Regions from separate parts of the Homo sapiens genome. Here region 1 is linked to region 2. A link is a loop called in an ENCODE intact Hi-C map of the cell type or tissue named here. Cell type or tissue: heart right ventricle. All regions are shown on one strand. Each heading gives the region's core, and the rest is flanking DNA. Links, peaks and the distances in the headings are about the cores only.

Region 1 (4,398 bases), core at 155-4,154, 150 kb after region 2:
CCTGACATACAATGCATTTGACTGACTTATTTCTTAGTCTCCCCTGATTGAGGGTGGGGTGTTCTGTCTCTCTTGTTTGACCACTATACCCCCAGGATCTACAAGGTGTCTGGCATGTAGCAGGGACTTAATAAACGTGGGTTGAGGAATGAATGAACAAACAAAAGCATCTTTAGTGTCCTCTGTTCTCTGGACCTCAGGCTCCACTGCAGCCTAGTTAGTCTTGATCTTCAGGCCTAAACAAGGCCCAAACCACAGGCCTGCTTCCATACTGGCTTATCCCACCTATCTAGCAGTTTCCCAGGCTGGGCTTTGGAGACAGGTGGGCTTGGATTTGAATCCTGGCTCTGCATTATGAGGCTTTTAACACCCCATTTTCCTTATGTGTAAAACCAGAAGGATGCCTAACTCCCAAGAATATGGTAAGTGAATTAAATGGAAGGTGTGTGTAAAGAGCTCAGCACAACTCCTCCAACACAGTAAGTGCACAATAAATGTGGCCATGAGGGAGGCAATAGGGCAGGGTGAGGAGGAGCAACAGGCTTCCTCTGGTGACATCTCCTACGAGTTGGTAGAGGAAACCTGGCGCACTGTGCACAGTGGATTCTGGTCAGGCCCTGAGCTCAAGGGGAAAGAATCCCATGATTGATTACTGATGTCTGTCATGCACGTGCGGGCCGGGTGACAGGGTAGGGTGAAAGAGAGTAGCAGCCCCAAGCCATACGTTTGCCATCCTGATCTAGAATTTCCACCATTGCTCCTTTTCTTGTGCATGTCTTGACTGTTTTTAAGGGTGAGAGCTCCCCTGTTTTCAACAGCTCAGTTCTGACTCCGTAATTTCTCACCCACCCCAGCCCTGAATGGTGCAGTCTGCTCCTCTGAGCCCCAACACTCTTTTCTCTGCTGTTCCTTTATTATTTACCATGTAGCATTTTGGTTTTTAAAAATCTTTCTGGCCTCCTTTCCACACATATAGGCAGAACATGCCTTCAGGGTAGATTTCACCTTAGAGAACTAACGCAGGAAAGTGCACAGAGTTGCAAATCAGAAAATCTGAACTTGTTGTGAATTTGAGCTCATCGCTTTGCCTTTTGGAGTCTGTTTCCCCAGCTGAAAAGCAGAGCCCTAAGATGGCTTTGCAGCCCATGGTATCCCAGGGCTGTGGTGAGAATCAGCATTTCACTGGGCTCTGTGGAGAGGAAAAGCTTTCATGTTTGGCCAGTCGCGGTGGCTCACGCCTGTAATCCCAGCACTTTGGGAGGCCAAGGTGGGCGGATCACCTGAGCGTCAGGAGTTCAAGACCAGCCTGGCCAACATGGTAAAACCTCATCTGTACTAAAAATACAAAAATTAGCCAGGCATGGTGGCGGGCGCCTGTAATCTCAGCTAAGCAGGAGGCTGAGGCAGAAGAATCGCTTGAACTCACGAGGCAGAGGTTGCAGTGAGCTGAGATTGCGCCAGTCTACTCCAGCCTGGGTGACAGAGTGAGACTCCATCTCAAAAAAAAAAAAAAAAAAAGCGTTCATATTCTCATTGCATGTCCATGTACCCCCTCCTGCCACCAGGTCTCAAACTGGAGCTTCTGCAGATGCTCAAGATGCTTTTTCAGCAAGGGGGTAGTAGGATGAGGCTTCCAATGGGAGCAGTGGGCATTTGGCAGGCATTGACAACAAGCAGAGTTCGGAGAATGGAAAAGAAAAACCAACTTTTCTCGCCTTAAACCGGCAATTGCAAAGTTGAGAGCTAGGAAAGCTAAATGCTGCCACCTGCCGGTCATTTTCTACGTTAGCAGCATCAAAGTAAACAGTTTTATAAAGCTCTTGTTTATTTTTTATTATATTTTATTTTATTATTATTATTATACTTTAAGTTTTAGGGTACATGTGCACATTGTGCAGGTTAGTTACATATGTATACATGTGCCATGTTGGTGTGCTGCACCCATTAACTCGTCATTTAGCATTAGGTATATCTCCTAATGCTATCCCTCCTCCCTCCCCCCACCCCACAACAGTCCCCAGAGTGTGATGTTCCCCTTTCTGTGTCCATGTGTTCTCATTGTTCAATTCCCACCTATGAGTGAGAACATGCGGTGTTTTGTTTTTTGTCCTTGCGATAGTTTACTAAGAATGATGATTTCCAATTTCATCCATGTCCCTACAAAGGACATGAACTCATCATTTTTTATGGCTGCATAGTATTCCATGGTGTATATGTGCCACATTTTCTTAATCCAGTCTGTCATTGTTGGACATTCGGGTTGGTTCCAAGTCTTTGCTATTGTGAATAATGCCGCAATAAACATACGTGTGCATGTGTCTTTATAGCAGCATGATTTATAGTCCTTTGGGTATATACCCAGTAATGGGATGGCTGGGTCAAATGGTATTTCTAGTTCTAGATCCCTGAGGAATCGCCACACTGACTTCCACAATGGTTGAACTAGTTTACAGTCCCACCAACAGTGTAAAAGTGTTCCTATTTCTCCACATCCTCTCCAGCACCTGTTGTTTCCTGACTTTTTAATGATCGCCATTCTAACTGGTGTGAGATGGTATCTCATTGCGGTTTTGATTTGCATTTCTCTGATGGCCAGTGATGATGAGCATTTTTTCATGTGTTTTTTGCCTGCATAAATGTCTTCTTTTGAGAAGTGTCTGTTCATATCCTTCGCCCACTTTTTGATGGGGTTGTTTGTTTTTTTCTTGTAAATTTGTTTGAATTCATTGTAGATTCTGGATATTAGCCCTTTGTCAGATGAGTAGGTTGCGAAAATTTTCTCCCATTTTGTAGGTTGTCTGTTCACTCTGATGGTAGTTTCTTTTGCTGTGCAGAAGCTCTTTAGTTTAATAAGATCCCATTTGTCAATTTTGGCTTTTGTTGCCATTGCTTTTGGTGTTTTAGACATGAAGTCCTTGCCCATGCCTATGTCCTGAATGGTAATGCCTAGGTTTTCTTCTAGGGTTTTTATGGTTTTAGGTCTAACGTTTAAGTCTTTAATCCATCTTGAATTAATTTTTGTATAAGGTCTAAGGAAGGGATCCAGTTTCAGCTTTCTACATATGGCTAGCCAGTTTTCCCAGCACCATTTATTAAATAGGGAATCCTTTCCCCATTGCTTGTTTTTCTCAGGTTTGTCAAAGATCAGATAGTTTTAGATATGTGGCATTATTTCTGAGGGCTCTGTTCTGTTCCATTGATCTATATCTCTATTTTGGTACCAGTACCATGCTGTTTTGCTTACTGTAGCCTTGTAGTATAGTTTGAAGTCAGGTGGCATGACACTTCCAGCTTTGTTCTTTTGGCTTAGGATTGACCTGGCGATGCAGGCTCTTTTTTGGTTCCATATGAACTTTAAAGTAGTTTTTTCCAATTCTGTGAAGAAAGTCATTGGTAGCTTGATGGGGATCGCATTGAATCTATAAATTACCTTGGGCAGTATGGCCATTTTCACGATATTGATTCTTCCTACCCATGAGCATGGAATGTTCTTCCATTTGTTTGTATCCTCTTTTATTTCACTGGAAGCTCTTGTTTAAATTCAGTAAAGACCCAGAGGGAGGAGGTGGCATTTACTGAGCACCTCCTGTTTATAAGGAACTGTCTTCAAGTGTGCCATGGGTACAGACATAAATTAGCACCGGATATTGCTGATAAAGAGAGCACAGATTCCAGAGAGCCAAGGCTGCCTCTCAATGACTACATGCCTTAGGTTCACCCTTCAACCTCTCTGAACTTCAGTTTTCTCAACAGGTAGATGGACCAGGGTGCCCTCTAAGGATCCCAAGGAAGGGCCTTAAAAGATGAAGAGGATGTTGACAGACAGTTACTGAGAAGGAAAAGAGGAGGGCATCCTATGCAGACAAAGAGGAGGGTTTCAAGGGAAGTCCTGACATGTGTCTCCTTCCCTCGTCCCCTTGTTTGTGAAGCCGAAGGGTAAGTTCCTGATCTTTAAGCGCCTGTCCACCTGTGACTTCTGGTCAAGGGAAGGGACAGAGGAGTTGGAAAGACTTCTTGAAGGAAGAATGAAACAAACACCTGTGTTGTAGGATCCACCAACTTTAAGAAATGGAACCATGTAATTACCTTTAAAGTATTCTATAATTTATTTACACATTATTGTATATTTTGTTTACAACATTCTACTGTTGATGGACATTTAAATTATTTCCCATTGTCTCCAGGTTTATTTGTTTTTCTGGCTTGGACATCCATATGCATACATTTTTTCTTCTTCTTCTTCTTCTTCTTCTTCTTCTTCTTCTTCTTCTTCTTCTTCTTCTTTTCTTTTCTTCTCCTTCTCCTTCTCCTTCTCCTTCTCCTTCTCCTTCTTCTTCTTCTTCTTCTTCTTTTCTTCTTTTCTTCTTCTTCTCCTTCTCCTTCTCCTTCTCCTTCTCC
Region 2 (4,398 bases), core at 205-4,204:
GATAGGTTTTATTTAACCCTATATATCATGATTTATTTTCCAACTTGACTCTGGCATAACATTAAGAGACAAAGAAGAAAATCAAACTATTTTACCCTAAAACGTGTTTCTTTGCCATATTTTGAAATGGTCCTGCAAAGCTGTTCTTTGTGGGGGAAAATTTGCATCTGTAAAGAATCTCTATTAACATAGCTAGATCTTTTTCTTCCAGACCCTCCCAATCCTAAAGAGATTAAGATCTGAATAGGAAACATTTTTCACCTATTGTCTCTAAGGCAGCTACAATAAGACTTCAAAAGAACTTTGGTCTCCAGTATCTTTATCTTAACCTGAACATTCCCTTTCTATCTATACCAGGTCTTTAGACAAACTCAACCAACTGTCAACCAGAGAATGTTTTAAATTCACCTATAACCTGGAAGCCCCTGCTTTGAGTTGTTCCATCTTTCTGGACCAAACCAATGTATTTCTTAAATGTATTTGATTGATGTCTCATGCCTTTCTAAAATGTATAAAACCAAGCTGTGCTCCAACCACCTTGGGCACATGTTCTCAGGACCTCCTGAAGGCTATGTCACAGGCCATGGTCACTCATATTTGGCTCAGAATAAGACTCTTCAAATATTTTATAGAGTTCAACTCTTTTCATTGATATTAATATCGAAGACCCATCTCTAGAAAGACTATCATAATTTCTTCTTAATCACAGCCAACTGAATTATATAACCCCTTTAAAAAAAATTAAATTCCTTTTTACTAACCTTATTATGACTTACATAGACCATTTACAACGTGCTTAGACTGTTTGTTTTGTCCTAAAGATCCCTCTTTCTTGAAAAACCAGTTATCTTATTTTAGGAAAAATTTACCATACAAGATTCTCATATAAAAATTTTTTTTCTTTTTACTTTCTTTACCAAAAATAACTCTTTATATCTGTAGCTTTCCTTACATCTCATATTTCCTAGTTCTGTTTACACTGTTTTATGCATAACCTTAAATAAGCTTTGAATTAAACAAAGGTATTTACCTTTTTTTAAAATTTTTTTTAAATTCTTTTTTTTTTTTTTTTTTGAGACAGAGTCTCGCTCTGTCACCCAGGCTGTAGTGCAGTGGCATGATCTCGGCTCACTGCAACCTGCACCTCCTGGGTTCAAGCAATTATCTGCCTCAGCCTTTTGAGTAGCTGGGATTATAGGCACCCGCCACTACACCTGGCTAATTTTTGTACTTTTAGTAGAGACAGGGTTTCACCATCTTGGCCGGGCTGGCCTTGAACTCCTGAACTCATGATCCACCCGCCTCAGCCTCTCAAAGTGCTGGGATTACAGGTGTGAGCCACCACATCTGCCATATTTACCTTTTAATAAGAATATTTTTAAAAAGTTTTCCTATAATTTTTAAATTGTAAATTACCCAGATATTCAATTAATACCTATTATTTAATATGACTTTAGATTCTAAATTTTATGACAAGTTTGTTTATAAGCATTTAGTCTATACATTTACTTGATTATCTAATAGTTTACCTAGGTTATTTATGAAAACAGTGATAGTCATCACTTCAAGTTAATTCTCTGTTAATTATTTTTATAGCTGTGAATTTCAGGTGTTTACTTAAGTAAGAAGCTTAAGGTTTAATATAAGGGTGTTTTTACCAATAACTCAGGATTTAGCTGTTTTCATTAAACCAACAATGTTTTGTGTCTTATTTATCAAAAATTATACAAGCAAAGATCATTCAGTTTTGGGCTGGGTTTTATAGTTTTATAACTCTTATGGTAAATCTTATAGCATTCTGCAGGAATAAAGCATGAAACCACTTGATCAATAAATGCAAACAAAAATACTAACAATTCTTAAGACATTTCTAGTATTATTTTACCAACAATTTTAAAGCAAGCTTATTTATTAAAGATTTTACTTAAGTCACATGTGATACAGAAGGGCTGGGCTCAGGGCTAAACCCCACCATTCAGCCTGGACCACGGCCCTAAGGGAAAACAGCTGACCCTGTTTTTCCACCTAAATAATGCCTTTTTGGCCTGCCACACCCCTATCCTGTGCCCATAAAAAGACTTCAGTTGCTAAAGAAAAAATAAAAATAAAAATAAACAGGAAAGAAAAAAACAAAGAAAAGAAAAAAAGATTTCAACTGGCAGAGCAACACAAGCAGCTGAGTGGTGGGAATACAAGTGGCTGAGTGGCAAGCAGAGAAGCAACTGAACATTCGAGACTATGGATAGACACGACAAACTTCAGATAGTGCGGCTTCAGAGAGCGGCCCAGCCAGAGACAGCCAGGCTTCAGGGAAAGATCACCTTCTTCCCACATCATTGCCTTTTCACCTCCGCATCCCGATGAGAGCCACTTCCATTACCCAGTAAAATCCTCCTTATACACTACCCTTCAATCCATTTGTGTGACCTGGATGTCAGACAAGAACCCAAGTGCCTAGAGGACAGCTGCTGCCACCCTGACCCTCCACTGAGCTAGCTGGCACTTGGCCATCTCTGGACAGCAGAGCTGAAAGAGCATTGATTGTAATATACTTGGATGCTGCTGCGGGGCCCACACAGAGCCTGCTCCTGCCAGAGAGGAGCAACTAGCCAGTTCCAGCATTTGTTCGCTCCAGTTCCTGCACTCACTAGCATGCATGATCCCTCTTGCAAGGAGTGGACAGCTGCTGGCTCAATGAAACCAGCCACTCCAGTTCCCACCCATGAAAGGGGTCAAGGGAATTATCCCATCTCACATGAACTTGAAAAACATTTGACTAGTCTTTTTTTTTTTTTGATAAAGTATTTGATTTAAGCACTTTCATTTTTCTTTAAACCACTTAATGCAAGCTCTTTTATATCTTTTTAGTAGTAAAATATTATATACACAACACAGAAATACATAGACATATTAGGCATACCAATAGAAGTACAGCTTACAGATTCATAAGACCTATTTTTTTTTCCTTAGACTTTTAAATTCTTGATAACCCATTTTATTACCCTAGGCAGTTTTAGCTAAAGTACTAAATTTGCATATTAAAGGAAACAACTCAAGTGAAAAATCAATTAGCAAAATTTACATCTCAAGAGGAAAAGTCAGGTGTGCTAGAGTGAAGTTAAAATGAATTTAATTACCAATTAAAATTATATAAATCTACTATAAAAGCCTTTTAAATATATATACACACACATATACACACATACACACAAAAAATCCCATAGCTTTTACTTCTGAACTTTAGTCATGAGATAAATACAAATGCACTGGGTTGAAAAAAAAAAAAAGTTTAGATCAAAAAGTGGTTTTAGGCCAGGCACTGTGACTCATGCCTGTAATCCCAGCACTTTGGGAGGCCAAGGCGGTGGACCACCTGAGGTCAGGAGTTTGAGACAAGCCTGGCCAACATGGCAAAACCCCGTCTCTGCTAAAAATAAAAAAAATAGCCAGGCGTGGTGGTGGATGCCTGTAATCTCAGCTACTCGGGAGGCTGAGGAAGGAGAATCACTTAAACCCAGGAGGTGGAGGTTGCAGTGAGCTGAGACCGTGCCACTGCACTCTAGCCTGCATGATGGAGTGAGACTCCATCTCAAAAAAAAAAAAAACCAGTGATTTTTAATCTCAATAGAAAAGTAACAGCAGATGTAAGTCAGACAGAAAAGAAAACAAAGAAAAGGAGAACTTAGGAACTCTATAGTTTGCAGGTCAACCTTAGGTCTCTTTTTCCTTAATGTAAATGTGCACAAACACCATAATACTTCAATTTCACATAAACTCTAGTAAGTAGAGCCACCATAATACTGATGGAGTGCCCAAAGGGGGTCATTCTCCTTGTTTTCTCCTCATACTTAGATTATTTGTTTCCCAGTATTTTTTAAAGGAGGAACTGAGCTGTGGCCTAGGGCTTTTGTGGAATGGGTGGAAGTGTGCTGGTTGCAGGCAGGACTCCACGGTGTCACCCCTGAGTCATCGTTGCCCTCTTATGTGTCTCAATTTCTCTCTCTGAAGCTCTAGCACCTCTCAGAGGGCTCAAAACCTGGAGCTCCCATACGTGCTTCCTGGATGAGCCTTTTTAAAACTAATTTTGTTGGGGGTTCCCTGTAGGGCTGCTGCGCTACATGTCATGATGGGTGGGTGAACCTCACAGACACTCCCACAAGGCCCCTGGTCACCCAGGGGTGCCTTTCAGCTGGGAGGAGTAAAATGCCCTTTCTCTTTGGAGCTAAGGAAACTCAGACTCTCATTTACCTACGAAAGCAACAGTTCAGTTTCTCATTCCATATCTTATTTATCAAAAATTGTACAAGAGAAGATTATTTGTTTTCTTTTTTTTTGTTTTTTGTTTTTTGTTTTTTTTTTTGAGACAGAGTCTTGCTGTGTCCCCCAGGCTGGAGTGCA

Evidence for each region. Peaks named below come from ENCODE experiments on the same cell type or tissue, not always from the same donor. Only the 100,000 strongest peaks of a DNase experiment are listed, where the experiment ranks them.
Region 1: a loop joins it to region 2, with 8 times the contacts of the local background. A loop is called at or near these places in 26 of 110 quality-filtered maps.

The regions. Positions count from the first base shown.
Region 1 is chr10:80,221,080-80,225,477 of GRCh38, forward strand. No RefSeq gene overlaps it. Among named protein-coding and RNA genes, the nearest start is that of LINC00857, 16 kb to the left of the region's middle. In heart right ventricle, for the core only: a CTCF peak has its summit at 1,770 (motif pointing left); a DNase peak (open chromatin) is centred at 1,742; H3K4me3 peaks cover 390 bases.
Region 2 is chr10:80,067,704-80,072,101 of GRCh38, forward strand. The region is part of intron 1 of TMEM254-AS1 (TMEM254 antisense RNA 1); the gene reads right to left. Among named protein-coding and RNA genes, the nearest start is that of TMEM254, 8.8 kb to the right of the region's middle. In heart right ventricle, for the core only: no CTCF peak of the experiment used is centred there; a DNase peak (open chromatin) is centred at 2,580.